Linked DNA regions of Homo sapiens: region 1 is linked to region 2. Evidence: chromatin loops called from intact Hi-C (ENCODE). Cell type or tissue: ascending aorta. All regions are shown on one strand.

What was found. Hi-C counts contacts between places; a loop is a spot of excess contacts. Peaks named below come from ENCODE experiments on the same cell type or tissue, not always from the same donor. Only the 100,000 strongest peaks of a DNase experiment are listed, where the experiment ranks them.
Region 1: it touches region 2 in a loop (2.0-fold over the local background); 1 of 110 quality-filtered maps calls a loop at or near these places.

What each region holds. Positions count from the first base shown.
Region 1 is chr7:158,814,067-158,822,066 of GRCh38, forward strand. All of the region lies in intron 1 of ESYT2 (extended synaptotagmin 2), which reads right to left. Among named protein-coding and RNA genes, the nearest start is that of ESYT2, 11 kb to the right of the region's middle. RefSeq lists a silencer at 1,012-1,306 and an enhancer at 4,350-4,509. In ascending aorta, no CTCF peak of the experiment used is centred here; a DNase peak (open chromatin) is centred at 4,545; H3K4me3 peaks cover 5,028 bases; H3K27ac peaks cover 7,185 bases.
Region 2 is chr7:159,011,925-159,019,924 of GRCh38, forward strand. LINC00689 (long intergenic non-protein coding RNA 689) reads left to right here. Exons shown (of 5, transcript NR_024394.1): 2 at 4,534-5,722. Among named protein-coding and RNA genes, the nearest start is that of LINC00689, 7.6 kb to the left of the region's middle. RefSeq lists enhancers at 1,788-2,417, 3,386-3,915, 3,676-4,304. In ascending aorta, CTCF peaks have their summits at 3,989 (motif pointing left) and 4,198; DNase peaks (open chromatin) are centred at 967, 3,647 and 7,344; H3K27ac peaks cover 6,584 bases.

The DNA.
Region 1 (8,000 bases), 200 kb before region 2:
ACAGAGATCATCCTGGCCAACATGGTGAAACCCTGTCTCTACTAGAAAATACAAAAAATTAGTCGGGCGTGGTGGTGGACGCCTGTAGTCCCAGCTACTCGGAAGGCTGAGGCAGGAGAATGGCATGAACCCAGGAAGCGGAGCTTGCAGTGAGCCAAGATCGCGCCACTGCACTCCAGCCTGGGCGACAGAGCGAGACTCCGTCTCAAAAAAAAAAAAATTATATATATATATATATATATATATATATATATATATATATATATATATATATATATATGAAATAATATACCTTACTCGTCCAGATGACTCTCACAGATCAAAAACGTTTTAAAAATATATGTTACTCGTCCCGATTACTCTCACAGATCAAAAACGTTTTAAAAATATACATTACTCGTCCCGATTACCCTCACAGATCTAAAACATTTAAAAATATACGTTACTCGTCCCGATTACTCTCACAGATGTGAAACATTTAAAAATATATCACAGTCTGGCTGTCACCTCCTAACGTATTTAAGAATGCTAACAGTATATAAACTTAAAACACCCAGAGAAACTCCCACTGGCTAACAAGGTGGTGGCTTATTCACTTGCATTGGTTTTGCTCTTCTAGAAACAGTAACCTGCCACCACCCTGGTGTCTCTGGTGCCTTCTGCAAAGCACAGGTTTTATGGGCTGGGCCCAGCTCCCAGGGCACTGAGTATGGCCAGGCGGGTACACCTGACTTGTACTGGGGTGACTGCAGGGTCTCTCAGACCTTAGCTCCTCCTCTGAAGAGCGGAAATGACATGCAATTCTCTTGGGGTTGTAAAAATGACTAGATTAGATGGTGCCAAATCCCCAGTTCCTCCCCTACTGCCATCAAGAGAGAGGAGAGAGCAGAGAATGCAAGGGAGTGCACAGACCTCACAGGTCAAGGGCTGCCTTGCTCACCTCTGACATTAGCAGAGCTTGTTTCCTTACCTGTAAAACAAAGGTGGCGGGTTAGCTGTGAGGTTTAAATGACTTCCATGTAAAGAGTTAGAAGAGAGCCTGCAATGAGTGCTAAGCACATTCACCGTTTGTTTTCTCACGGGTTTTCTGTTACACTCCTCCGAGTGCAGAGAGGCAGCTCCCTTGTGAAGCTATCCACACGGTCTTCCGCCTCTCGCTTGCCTGTCTCCTGTCTCTCCAGGGAGGTGCTGGCTGCTGTTGGGCTGAGTCCTCTTGGAACTTCCTTGGGTTTCTTACACCAACATTAAAGACTGAAGTAATCTCCCACCGCAGCCCCAGCCTCAAACTACTGCTCCTATTGTTCCAGCCATCATTTCTACACCCTGGGGTGGTTGTTCACATTCCTGGCTCACTCATCTATCTTCCTTCCTCCCCAAAGCTATTCCCCTGACATTCAGGCACACTCCTTCCCCCTCATGCTTAGATATGTGTCCCCAGTCCCTCTGGATATCCCTGCCAAATGTATCTTGCTAAACCCCCCTTTTAAATTGGGACACATCCCTCTAGTGGATATCTGGATGCTGCCCTGTGTCTAGGGATCAAGCCCAACTCTTCCACTTGTGTAACTTATGGTGCTGCTTCCTGTGGTCATCTCAGTTCCCACAGTTCCTAACCCTTCTTCCCACTGCACAGCTCCTCCTCATCCCACCTCTGAAAGACCACATCCAACCTCAGACACCAGGACTACAGCCAAAAATGGAAAAAAACCTTAGTATTGAATCCAAGATGTGATCAATTATAAGCTGCACCATCACTTTATGTGCCACTAAGAGCACAGTCCATTAACAGTGATACACCCTTGTAAAATAAATCTGATTTCTGAGATGTTACGGCACGGGGAAAGTGCTGGAACTAAGCCTTCCTGGCTCCTGAATACTCCAAGAAACAGGGTAGTGTGGGAAGCTGAGTAACAGCCCTCAAAAGATGGTCACGTCCTAATCCCTGGAATTTGTGAGTGTCGCTTTATATGGCAAAAAGAACGCTGCAGATGTGGTAAAATGGAGGATCTTCGCTGGTGGAGGACTATCCATAAGGCCCTAAATGCCATCTCCAGTATCCTTAAAAACGGAGGAAGTCCAGCCTGGGCAACACAGTGAGACTCCATCTCTACAAAAAATGTTTAAAATTAGCTAATTAGCTGGGTGTGGTGGTACAGGCCTGTAGTCCCAGATACTCGAGAGGCTGAAGTGGAAGGGTTGCTTGAGTCCAGGAGGTCGAGACTGCAGTGAGCTATGATCACACAACCACACTCCAGCCTAGGTGCAAACAGCTCACTGCAGCCTCAATCCTTGTCTAACGAAAAGAAAGAAAACAGGGAGGAACAGAGATTTGACAAAACAGAAAGCAGAATGGCCCCATGAGGATGAAAGCAGCTGCCAGCTCTGAAGGGAGAAGGGCCTGCAGCCATGGAATGTGGCTGAGAAGCAAGAAAAGCAGGAAAAGCTTCTCCCCAGGAGCCTCCAGAGTGCACACCCTGCCCACCCCTCAGTTTTAGCCCAGAGGAACTGATTTCCAACTGCTGGCCTCCAGAACCCTTAAAAGATAAGAGTGTTGTCTGAAGCCACCAAGTTGATGGCACTTTGTCACAGGCGCCCTAATGCACCAACCATGTCATCCTTTCCCTCCTGCTCCAGTACTCACGTTGACATCTACGGAGCATTTCTTTTAAAACTTTGCTTCACACACAGCACCATTTGTGATTAAGTAAAATCAATTCTTTCTACTAGTTACTGGATAAATTCCAAGATCTTTATATGTGTGAAAAAATAAGTAGGAAGAGTATTGTTACTTTGTATTGGATTACATTTGGAGTTTCGGTTTCAAAAGTCTAGCACTCAGATATTAATGTAGACGGTGTTAACAAATTTTAGGTACGCACTTACTAGCCATTTAAAGATTTGTAGCACAAATGAAATAAATTAATGATCTCAGTAGGCAATTCACTTCTAATTGTGTATAAATATCAACACCAGCTTTATATAACATTTTACAAATTGGGTACAAAGTATAAACCAAAAAGAAAATTCTAAGCTCCCAACTATCTGAACAGCTCCTCCTCTCTGCCAGAGGCATTCCAAAGTTAACCTGTAAAACTACTTCAGGCCACGATGAGGGGGTGGGGCATCGGACACACCTCATTACCATGACACAGACTTAAGACTGACAGAACTGACAGAAGAACTGACAGACTCTTTAAGTCTGACAGGAAACATTAACCATCTATTCTCTCTGAAGCCTGCTACCTGGAGGCTTCATCTGTACAATAAAACCTTGGTCTCCACAAGGTAATCCAGACATTCCTTTATATTGATTCCAGGTCTCTAGACAGTAACTTAACCAATTGCCAATCAGAAAAATCTTTGAGTCCAGCTATGATCTGGAGCGCTCCCCACACCAACCTGCTTCCAGGTGTCCCACCTTGCTGAACGAATGTACCCGCTTCCAGCTGTCCCACCTTTCTGAACCAATGTACCTGCTTCCAGGTGTCCCACCTTTCTGAACCAATGTACCCACTTCCAGGTGTCCAACCTTTCTGAACCAATGTACAGCTTACATGTATTGATTGGTGTCTTATGTATCCCTAAAACTTACAGGTCAACCCCCTTGGGCAAATGTCTTGAGACTATGTCACCAGCATCCTTTAAACCTGGCAAAATAAAATACTAAATTAATTGAGACTTGTCTCAGATACTTTTGGTTTACAGATTAAACTAAATGCTTTAACAAATATATAACAAAGTTTCATAAGAAAATGGAAGGTGAAAGTATCATTCAGATTAATAATTTTAGCAATTTGATACTGGTTCTCAAAATGTGAGCAGCATAATCAAAAACTAGCATATAATAGGTACTCCAGTATAATATTTATGGCATGAAGTTAGATAATGTTCTCCCAAATCACTGGATTTATTTTCTACAGATCTACCTTACTCTGGGAAACTTAAAACATATCAATCCCTCAGACAGGAAACAACTCCACATATAATACACGTTAAAATTAAACTATTACAACTGACCCCGAAATAGGATGTGCACTTTCAAATCCCCACTTTTTAGTCACTAACCAGCACTTATTCACAAAAGGAAGTTAATGAATATTAGAATAATTAAATGTTATATGTACAAAATGTAAAATTAACTATCATTATCTATGGCATCAGGATGACTCCTGGAAGTGGAGTCAAGAAAGATTAGCCATGTCCTTGGAACAATATTTGTTTTAAGGAAGATACAGAGCAAATCAAGGCAAGGAAGAGGAGTGCCACTGTAGGCTCCTTGGATATTATTTTAGGGATATACAGAGAGGAAGAGAAAGTGAAATTTTACGGCACACATACTTGCAAGTGTTAATAACAACAAAGCATTATGGTAGATAAATTCTTAGCAACAGCGTAAACAAACCACGGTGGAACAGAAACAAAGAAAAACCCCAGGGCTCATCTGTTCCATTTCAGCAGAGGTGGGGGAGGGAGGTGGCAAAGGCCACACCAGGACTTGCCTGCAAGCGGAGCACTGGTCACAGCTGGGCATCTCTGGGCCTGTGACTCAGACGGCTGACCCGAGGACATGCCTCCCTGCCCGCCCATGTCCAGTGTGTTCACTGGCCTCTCCGCATTCCAGCCTCACAACCACAGCACAGAGTCAGGCTCAACCCCCATCAAACCAAAGAGGAAACAAGGTTCTAAGAGTTGGACCTGACTCACCCAAGGGCAGGGAGTTAGGAAGGGGTGGGTCTCAGGGCGCAACCCACACCCACCAGAGCCAGAGCCTGAGCTGTGGGCTCTGCGAGACGGTGGGAGCCTCAAAGCTAACCAGAGGCCGGTGGCCACACCTCAGCACACCCCACAGAAGGGCAGCCCCACTCGCACGGGCCCTGGCCACATGACTGGTCATGTCCAGACAAGGACACACCAATTCAACAAATCATCATGGGAACCTCAAAGTAGCCATTACTCAATTGTGCTACACGAAACCATGGCAGTTAAAAATACTTGTAACTGTTAGCAAACTTTAATATACCAACACAGCACAGGGGAAGAAAAGCAATCTGAAGTTGTGACTCATTATGGAGGGAATGCTTTCTTCCAAAGGTTATTCAGACAAAAAGAGATAGGGATAAATCCTCTGTCTTTTAACAACATACCATGCAAAAACAAACACTGCCTTCCAAGGCCAGACTTCTGCTTACAAAATTATCATGTCTAATGAGTTCAAAAATAATTCATATATCCTAGACACAGATCTAATAAATAGCTCAAGTAAATACGTTTTCATAACTTAAAAAGAGCAGAAAATTAAATATCTCAAATTCTATTTTTAACTCTTCTCATTATATCATATCTCACAATCTAGTTTTTCAAATGTCTATCAGACATCATTTAAATAAAGTCTGGTAGCTTCATAAGACAGATGATACTGCAATAGTCAAAGTCATATTTCTGAAGAATAACATACTATCCATAATATAGCATTTAAGAAAGGAGGATACTATACACACCCATATATCCAAACATATCATTAAAACATTAACAAAATCCACGGAAATGTTGCCAATGTAATGTTATCACTAGTTAGTAGAATTGCAGGTAACGTTTTTCTTCTTTATTCTCCTCCAAAGCTTATTCTTCAATGAGCATACTTTCTTCTTTAAATCAGAAAAAAATGTTTTTGAAACCTGTCTAGCCATAACATAAGAAATGAAGAAAAATACAACTACATGTTCATTAAATATAGAAAGATAAAGGGGGACTTCACCGTGTAACTGAACAAATTAAAAAAAAGAAACTCAGTTTCAATGACAATTTTACAAGTAATAAAGAAAGCATAATGAAAACCATCATATTAGTATTTCCACATCTGCTGTTGGTGTGGTTATCACTAATTCCAGCACGCAATCACCAAGCACAAAACTGAAGCTGTTATCCGAAAGGACACTGCTGCTGCAATACACAAGTGCACGTGGGATGTGCTTCTTACTTTGTACTGATACTTTCATCTAGACACTGCCGTAATCCATTAAACCCCATTCAATTTATACTTTACTAGCAACTACCATTATGGATGGTTTGGTATTATGGATGATCTTTTAAATATATTTTTTCTTGGATTTTAAAAAAGTGAACATGTATTATTTTTACTAAAAGAATGGGGGAGAGTCTAGAGAGATATTAACAAATGGATAAAACATTTCAATTACAAGGAATGAGTTCAAGAGATCTATTGTACAACACTGTAACTATAGTTAGCAACAATATAATATATTCTTGAAAAAGTCACTAAGAGTAGATTTTCTAGTGTTCCACCACAAAAAATGGTAAGCCCGTGACATAATGCATTTGTTAATTAGCTTGATTTAGCACATTCTACAATGTATACATATTTCAAAACATGTTGAACACAATAAAAATAATACTTTTATCAGATAAAAAAATAACAACAGCCAGGTGCAGTGGCTCACGCCTGTATTCCCTCCCAGATCTTTGGGAAGTAGAGGCAGGAGGATCGCTTGAGCCCAGGAGTTCAAGACCAGCCTGGGTAAGAAACCTCCCTTCTACAAAAAATTTTAAAAATTAGTGAGACGTGGTGGCGCATGCCTGTAGCCCAAGCTACTGGGGAGGCTGAGGCGGGAGGGGTGACTGAGCCCAGTAGGTTGAGGCTGCAGTGAGCCATGATTGTGCCACTGCACTCCAGTCTGGGCAACAGAGCAAAACCTTGTGTCAAAAAATAAATAAATAAAAATAATTGAAAAAAACCCACCAATTCATACTATGACTAATGCTAGGATTAAACAGATTTGCTGTGTTATTGCCGGCTGGTAAATTTCTGAGTTTAAGGCCTTGTCTTACACACATTTTGTGTCACTAGCACCTAACACAGTACCTAGAACATAGCAAATGCCTAATAAATGTCCATAAATTCATCAAGACTCATTTTTAATGCTTACATATAAATTGGACTAGTTTCTTAAAATGCGATCCAGGAAAAAATTCACAAAAATAAATAGTTTGCTTTAACAAACATTATAGAACTTTAAAAACAGTTAAGAAAAATAAATGAAGAAAAGAAATTAGTGACAGGAAGAAAGACTCTGGAAAAACCTCCATAAATAAAACATGCTTTATGGAAAAAATGATCCCATGCAAAAGACAACTACTAACATATTCACCATCTGTGTAAGAACTATGCCCCACCCAATTCCAAAAGAACAGGAGGTGACTCAGTGTTCAAGGAACAATAAGATCATTGAGAGTAAAAGAAGATCGCCTATTTGAAGAAAAGTGTGATGGGTACTCCCGGCTATTACAGTAGTACAGGGCCCAACAATCCAGCAATAATTTTGGCTGTGAGTTTTCTGGTAGCTACAGCAAGAATAGAAGTATACTGCATTACACAGTAGCTTTCCTTTTCTGATTTCACAAGCTTAGATCTGAACACATCACTACTTTCACCCCCATCATGTCCAAACTCTGTCTTAAAAGCACGACAGTAATCCCAGCCACGTCCCTGCATCCTGTAAATCAGAACTGCCCTGAGGGCCTGGGCCAGCCATCCAGAAGGAGCACTTCTACTCCTCCCAGGTCATGGGGACCTGGGCTGGGGTCTAGTGGGACCACTTCCTTTCCTCACTGCTGGGCCCAGAGTAAGTCCCAAGCTGAGTGCAGCCTTCTACCAGGTGGAGGAGTTACAACCCTATCAGAACTTCCATGCATTTCCCTCCAGATGAGACGGCCCAGAAATCTGCCTTTGCAACTGTCCTCCACACGGCCGCTCGCGCTGTTGCCACTGAACGTAAGGCCATGCCCTTCAATAAGAGTAGAATCTCTTCCCTAGCATGTCCGTAAATTTATAACACGCCCCCTTAGTTACCATCAAACCCTCCCTGCTCCTTTCTTCTGAGCCACCGTGACACTGGAGCCATCACCACAGCCCGCCTCCCAGGTGCTTCTTCTAACTACTCTGAGCAGAGTGTAAATATGAAGACAGGATGATTTCTTACACT
Region 2 (8,000 bases):
AGATCTGGTATTCAGTCAAAGATAAGAGGCAGAGGATCTGTAATGCAGAAGGTTGTTCTTGAAGCTCTGTTTTGAAAGGATAGTGGCCAGAACGCGCTGCCTGTGTCCAGCGTCCCTGATTTGTCACAATGAGCAAGATCTCTGAGCATCGTCAATCTCTTTCTCTGCCCCAAGAAACTCAAGCTTGGTTAAAATAAGAAACATCTTCAAAAACATCTCTAGCTATCTCTTTTGTAATTCACTTTCTTTAGTATCATAATTAAGTTAAGATTTATATGTATGTGTTGGGAGCGCCTCTGGCTCTGGAAATTATGCCCATTGTTCATTACTATCAGCAAGCTGTGGTGTGTTTGCTTGCATGAAAAACATCACCATTGCTACTACTTAGAAAGGAGTCTAGTGCAAAATAAAGGGAAGTCTGCGTTTACAGTTTCTTAGGTAATGTGCTTCCATTACATTCGGTCTCATGTGGAAATTCAAATTGATCCATTAATGTGATTCTTGGGGCATATCCTCAATATGATATCGAAAAGATTTCTGATTAGCAGGTCACATAAGTTACATCTGACAAGTCTTGTCAGAACTCCGTCAGTACCAGTGACACACACTAGACCATACCACAGGCCACATTTTATCCCTGGAACACAGCTGTTACTCAGCAAAATGGTCAGATCTTAAAGTAAATATTAGCCTTATCCTCCACAAGTGATATTGTTAAGAGGTTTACTCTTGCAGTTTTATTGATGCTGCTTATTTTTTAAACAAACTTTTCTTTAACTCAAAGACAAACTTCAGCCAAGCCCGTCTATGTAGTACCCATTTCCAAATTAGTAGAGAATCAAAATTCACGAGGTTTATGTTCCACACAGTGAAGTTTAATGAGGAAGGGCCAAGTTCATCTGCAGCACGTCTGGATGAGCGCCCGGCCCCGCTGGGGCTCCAGGCACTGGCATTTCCTGTTGGCCCCAGCATCGGTCACAAGTGCAAGGTGGCAGCAGCCAGGGACTTCTTTAGAGAACATAGCCCCACGTAACTCCCTTTCACCATTGTTCTCCAAATTCTCCCATGCTTAAAACCACAGAGGGCTCATGGCAGAAGGCGAGGAATGGGCTCTTTCCTGCAGTTTCTGTGAGGCTGCTTCTGAAAGGCACTGGCTGGGTTTTAGCAAATCCTCATGATGGCAGGACCTGCCTAATCCCCAGGAGCATTTGGAGGATGCTGCCGTTGGGGGCCCCAGGCTCTGCTGGGAGGAGGGCAACGGCCTCACCCTTCCCCGGGTCAGGGACGAGGTCAGGGTCGGGGCTGGGGTCAGGGTCAGATTGGGATTGAGGTCGAGGTCGGGGTCGGGGTCAGGGTTGGGGTCACGGTTGAGGTCAGGTCGGGGTTGGGTCTGGGTCGGGTCGGGTTGGAGTCAGGGTTGAGGTTGAGGTTGGGTTGGGGTCAAGTTTGGGGTCAGGGTCAAGGTCAGGATTGGGTTGGGGTCAGGTTGGGGTCAGGGTTGAGGTTGAGGTCGGGTTGGGAGTCAAGGTTGGGGTCAGGGTCAAGGTTGGGATGGGGTCTGGGTTGGGTTGGGGTCAGGGTTGAGGTTGAGGTCGGGTTGGGGGTCAAGGTTGGGGTCAGGGTCAAGATGGGGATTGGGTCGGGTTGGGTCAGGGTCAGGGTTGAGGTTGGGTCGGGGGGTCAAGGTTGGGGTCAGGGTCAAGGTCGGGGTTGGGGTCGAGGTCGCATTGGGGTCAAAGGGGCTTGTGCACTTCTGTATCTTTGCATTTGCTTTTTATGTTCTGATTTGAAATGACTTAAAACGTATTATTTTGGCATTTTTCAAGCAACATTATGGTAAAATTTCTGGAGATGAGGTCTCCAGGCTCCCCTGGGCCATTAAATCATCTCGGCCTTGTCCCTCTTTTGGGTCTGCACAAGTCATGGGCATGGCAGGGCCCTTGGCTGGTGTCCAGGGCACTGGCCTCAGTGGGCAAACCTGGTGTGGGGGGAGGCGGACATGCAGTGGCCATAGGAGATGTTCTGTTCAGGCCCTGCCCAGGCACTGCAGACCTCGGACCTGTCCTGGGCCCTGGCACCACACACCCTCCTGCTCAGCACGGCCAGCTGCCTCCCCATGCCCTGCTCAGATGAATGCATGGGACTCCTTGGGAGACCGAGGTCAGAGTCACATCATATGTGGGAAGTATCTTGGGAAGGAGGAGCTGTGGAGGTGAGCAGCTGGGCCCTTCTGTGGCCCTGCAAGGCTGTAGAGGCCAGAGGGCATGGGCAGGTGCTGGCTTCGCCCGTGTGGGAGGCAGCCTTGGGGACGGGACTTCTCCCTGGCCTGTGTCCCCGGCGCCCCCTCCCATGCCAGCCATGACAGCCTCCATGCTTTCTCCCAGCCAAATCCTCCTAATGCTGGGCTCTGGAACGGCTGATCTGGTGGATTTTCAGGTGTTTATAATTTGTGAGTTATTGTGACCGTTTCTGGGGGTGAGGGCAGCTCCTTGCTAGTAAGCTGTCCTTTGTGGTCACGCCAACCTCAGGGAACCCTCCAAGGACGCTGTGTTCCTCAGGACACCCACAGTGAAGTGATGTCATGTGTGGACACAAAGGCGGCTGTGGGCCTGGAGAGCCCCTGTCGCACTTCTGCCGGGAGCTTTGCGCTTGGGGGTTTGTGTGAACGGAGGCTCGGGGTCAGAACTGATCATTTCTACACATCTATAAATCCATGAATGCCCCCACACTCTAGAACATAATTGACCGGGGCCAGGGTGGATCCAGAGATGAGACAGGTCTGGCCACCCAAACTGGGCCAGCTCCCTGTACGTGGGCTGTGGGAGGGTGAGCTGATTGAGTGTGGCCCAGAGTTGACAGCCTTGTCCCTCTCGTGTGCTCAGAGGGCTTCAGGCACCTGGAAAAAAGTGCACATGCCGTGCCATGCCTGCGGTGGGCCTGGCAGGCCCTTGGTGCACACGCTGTGCCACGACTGTGGTGGGCACGGCAGACTCTTGGCGGGGTCTGGGGTTTCCGCCAGATGCTGCTTCTTATTCTCAGGGGATGAGATAATTCTAGACAAGAGACTCTCCAGCTCTAAACAGAAATGTTTTCAACAGAGAGTCCTTTAAAAAAAAATCCTTTTGAAATATTGTTGATAAAAGCTGGCCATTCCTATTTTGAGACTTTACTGGCCAAAATGAAACAACAGGCAACCCTTTCAGACTTTTTATGTCTGTGAGACTCAGAAATCTGGCCACTAGTTGGCTGGCACTTCCTGGCAGGGGGCTGCTATGAAAGGGTCCCCAGCTCTGACCCAAGTATGAGCTGGGCCTGAGCAGGGCCTTCTTAAACGCTTTGTGCCTCGGTGACCAGCCATGCTCACGTGCGCATACACAGAATAGGTAGTATACACGGTCTGCAATGTCACTTTGCTTATTTTAGAGGAAGGAGATGACTGTTAGACCTTGTTTTCTATAGGAACAGGCAAAGGGGAGTTGACTGCGATGTTTAAATAGCACAGGTGGCCTGTGAGCCTCTGCACACCAGCCTTTCTGACTAGAAGCCCAGGGAGATGAGCTGACAGTGCTGTTCACAGGCGTTCCTGGGGAGAGTGCCAGGCCCAAGGGCAGTAGCTGGTGGGGGCAGAGCGGGGAACCTGGGCTCTGACGCAGGCACAGGCAGGGGTGTGGTCTTTAAAGAGCCCACAGGCTGCAGAAGGGGCCTCCTTGGTGATGAAACTTGACCTCCTGTGGAGGGAGGGCAGCCCTGGAATTTCTCTGACCTTTCTTTAGGCACCAAAGACTGTAAACAGTCTCTGCCCCGGGGCCTGACATGACCAGTCTCTGACCTCAGGGTTTATTTTATTAAAAATAATTCTTGAAAACTCTCCATTTCAACCGTTGCCCGAGCCACGTGTTGAGGATGACGGCATCGCGTTCTTTCTGCCCAGGGTGCGGAGGAGGGGCCGCCCCCGGGCGGTGGGAAGGGGGGCTGTCCCCAGACACCTCAAGGCCTGCGGAGTGTGGACGTTAAAGTTCACAGTCCCTCCAAGGATCAAGGGTTCATTTTGAGAGGGAGCAGGGACTCCCTTGTTAGAGGCCTGCAGTCCTCCAGCCCCCTGCAAAGAGTTCCTTCAAGGGGAAGCCAGCTCGCCTGTAAATGAACAACCTGATAAGCAAGAAGGTTACGGGCAGCCCAAGTCAGCAGCCAGGGGAGTGAGTCCAGAGATTTTTGTTTCTCTGTAGACTCTAAAGATCCCATCTTCACACATGTCCCCGAGCTGCCTTTCAGAAGCCCAGACCCCACTGCGGACCCCCACGAAGAGACCTTAGATGGGGGGAACGGGAGGCTGACCTCTGATCACTGTTCTTTGGGTCTAAATTTCTTCTTGAGGGGCTTGGAGGGAGCCACACCCCTGAGTCGGTTAACAATTTCTCTGCCGACCCCAATTTTTAAACAAAGCTGCTCTTCCTTAACCAACTACAAATCAGGAAATCCTTGAATCCTCTGATGACCCCTAAGTCCTCACTTCGAGATCTCCCACCCTTTTAGGTCAAAACCCACGTGTACGCCCAACGTCCTGATTGACGACTTTGCCTGCAGCTTCTGCTTTCCTGAAATTCGCTGCTGCCTTTAGAACCCTTGTCTGCAGCCAGTGGGGAGTTCAGGACTTAGGCGGAGCTGCCCCACCCTCCTGCTTGGCACCCTGCAAATACATGCCCTCCCTTCCATCGCTGCAGACCTCAGAGTGGGCGTCCGGTCTCCTGTGCGGGATGAGAATACACACCCTCCCTTCCATCGCTGCAGACCTTAGAGTGGATGTCCGGTCTCCTGTATGGGATGAGAATACACGCCTTCCCTTCCATCGCTGCAGAGTGGACGTCTGGTCTCCTGTGTGGGATAATACACGCCCTCCTTTCAATCGCTGCAGACCTCAGAGTGGACGTCCGGTCTCCTGTGTGGGATAATACACGCCCTCCTTTCAATCGCTGCGGACCTCAGAGTGGATGTCCGGTCTCCTGTATGGGATGAGATACACTCCTTCCCTTCCACTGCTGCAGACCTCAGAGTGGACGTCCGGTCTCCTGTGTGGGATGAGATACACTCCTTCCCTTCCACTGCTGCAGACCTCAGAGTGGACGTCCGGTCTCCTTTGTGGGATGAGAATACACTCCTTCCCTTCCATCACTGCAGACCTCAGAGTGGACGTCCGGTCTCCTGTGCGGGACAAGAATACACTCCTTCCCTTCCATCACTGCAGACCTCAGAGTGGACGTCCAGTCTCCTGTGCGGGATGAGATACACTCCTTCCCTTCCATCGCTGCAGACCTCAGAGTGGACGTCCAGTCTCTCTGTGCGGGCCAAGTGTACACAGTTTTGTTCCGTCACAACTTCCACGACAGGCCAGTGTGAGGTTTTTGAGCTGGTGCTGACTGAAAACTGTCAGCTGCCCAAGGACCTGGGAGCTCTGCTCCCCACTCCTGGTGTGCGGTCTTGCGCCTGGCCTCCCTGCCTAGGTTACATGCAGTGGTCATCCCGGTCGCTCCCACACCCGTGTGGGCTCTGGGATCCCCTCTTCCAGCCAGCCCAGGGGACATCTGGCTGTCTCAGGACCCAGCCATCTGTAAAAATTAGGCAGGTCCCTTCAGTATGCTCCTGGTCAACAAAGAAAAACTTCAATTTTGAGAATGGCATCTGTATTCCGAAGTGTTCTCTCAGATGTTTGAGTTCCACTAAGTAGGTAGGAAGTGGCAGTGTTGCTGTTTAATGGATTGGTAATTTTTGAATATTTCTTAAACATTTTTATTTGTGTTTTTTTGGATTGAAATTTATGTAATTTGTTACTATCTGTTAGACTCTTGGTGTTTCTCTTACTGACTCAACCATAAGAATACTAACTCCTTTTCGTATTTCTTGCATATATTTTTCCATATTACTGTTTCCCTTTTGATTTAGCTTGTGGTTTCTGACATGGTTTCTCAGTCTCACTCTCCTCCACATTCTGTCTACTCTCAACCCCTCACCCATCATGTCTCGGCTTCTGTCCCCTTTATGCTTCAATCTCATCCCCTCCACTGTGTCTGTGTCATCACTACAGTGTGTCTCAGCCTTAGCTCCCCCACTGTGTCTGTCCCAACTCCCCATTTTATCTCAGTCTCACCCCACATTGTGTCTCAGTCTCACCCCCCGTTGTGTCTCAGTCTCACCCCCCATTGTGTGTGAGTCTCATCCCCCATTGTGTCTCAGTCTCACCCCCCATTGTGTCTCAGTCTCACCCCCCATTGTGTCTCAGTCTCACCCCCCATTGTGTCTCAGTCTCACCCCCCCCATTGTGTCTCTGTCTTACCCCTCATTGTGTCTGTCTCATCCCCCCCCACTGTGTCTCAGTCTCACCCCCCACATTGTGTCTGTCTCATCCCCCACATTGTTTCTCAGTCTCACCTCCCCATTGTGTCTGTCTCACCCCCCACATTGTGTCTGTCTCATCCCCCCATTGTGTCTCAGTCTCACCCCCTCATTGTGTCTCTGTCTCACCCACCGCATTGTGTCTCAGTCTCACCCCCCATTATGTCTGTCTCAACTCCCCATTGTGTCTCAGTCTCACCCCCCATTGTGTCTGTCCCAACTCCCCATTGTGTCTCAGTCTCACCCCCCATTGTGTCTGTCCCAACTCCCCATTGTGTCTCAGTCTCACCCCCCATTGTGTCTGTCCCAACTCCCCATTGTGTCTCAGTCTCACCCCCCATTGTGTCTGTCCCAACTCCCCATTATGTCTCAGTCTCACCCCTCATTGTGTCTCTGTCTCACCTCCCCGCATTGTGTCTCTGTCTCACCCCCCATTGTGTCTGTCTCAACTCCCCATTGTGTCTCTGTCTCACCCCCCATTGTGTCTGTCTCAACTCCACTGTGTCTCAGTCTCACCCCCACATTGTGTCTGTCTCGTCCCCCCCATTGTGTCTCAGTCTCACCCCCCCATTGTGTCTCAGTCTCACCCCCCGCATTGTGTGTCTGTCTCATCTCCCCCACTGTGTCTCGGTCTCATTTCTCCGATTGTGTCTCTGTTTTGTCCCCCTTATTGTGGGGGTCTTGTCCCCCTTTTTATGTCTCTGTCATTCCTTTCCTAATATGTATTCAGGGGCCTGGGGTTGGTTTTTACTGACAAGAGCATCTGCAGAGCTGAGTAGCCCATGAAGAAAGCATGTTTCCCTGGGTCCCCGCAGAACTCCAATCACTGTGGCACCACTGTGAAGATCTTGGGGGTCTGGTGCTGTTCCTCACTCGGGGGAGCAGTGAGTCCATGTTCTCACCAACTGGGAGAGGAAGTGTGGGCAGATAGTGTGGGTGGAAAATGTTTGCTTCATTTGACATTGGCGTCAAGCCAGATCTGTGTGCCATTTGAGAACACAATGATCTGAATGAAAAGAGCTCCTAAAAACAAAACCTGAAAATTTTTCTCTGTGGAAGAGCCCTCAGTTATTATTTCACCTTCCCTAGTGGTTGCTACAGCAACAAGCATCTTGTGTGATGCCTGACAGGAAGAGCCCAGAGACCTGATTGACGAACAGATCATTGCTTCACTTTAAATAAGGTTTTGCAGCCAGGCGTGGTGGCTCATGCCTGTAATCCCAGCACTTTGGGAGAGTGAGGCGGGTGGATCACTTGAGGTCAGGCATTCATGACCAGCCTGGCCAACATCATGAAACCCTGTCTCTACAAAAAATACTAAAATTAGCCAGGTGTGGTGACACGCGCCTGTAATCCCAGTTACTTGGGAGGCTGAGAGGCACGAGAAATCTCTTGAACCCGGGATGGGGAGGCTGCAGTGAGCCAGGATTGTGCTACTGCACTCCAGCCTGGGCAACAGAGTGAGACTTCGTGTAAAAAAAAAAATTAGGCTTTGCTTTTTTCTCATGGAATTAAATATTTTCAAATGTATTTCCAACAAAATGAACTAATTTTTCTAATCTTTTTTCCCTTCTAATATCTATATTTTAAGCTACAAATTTTCTTGCAAGGAT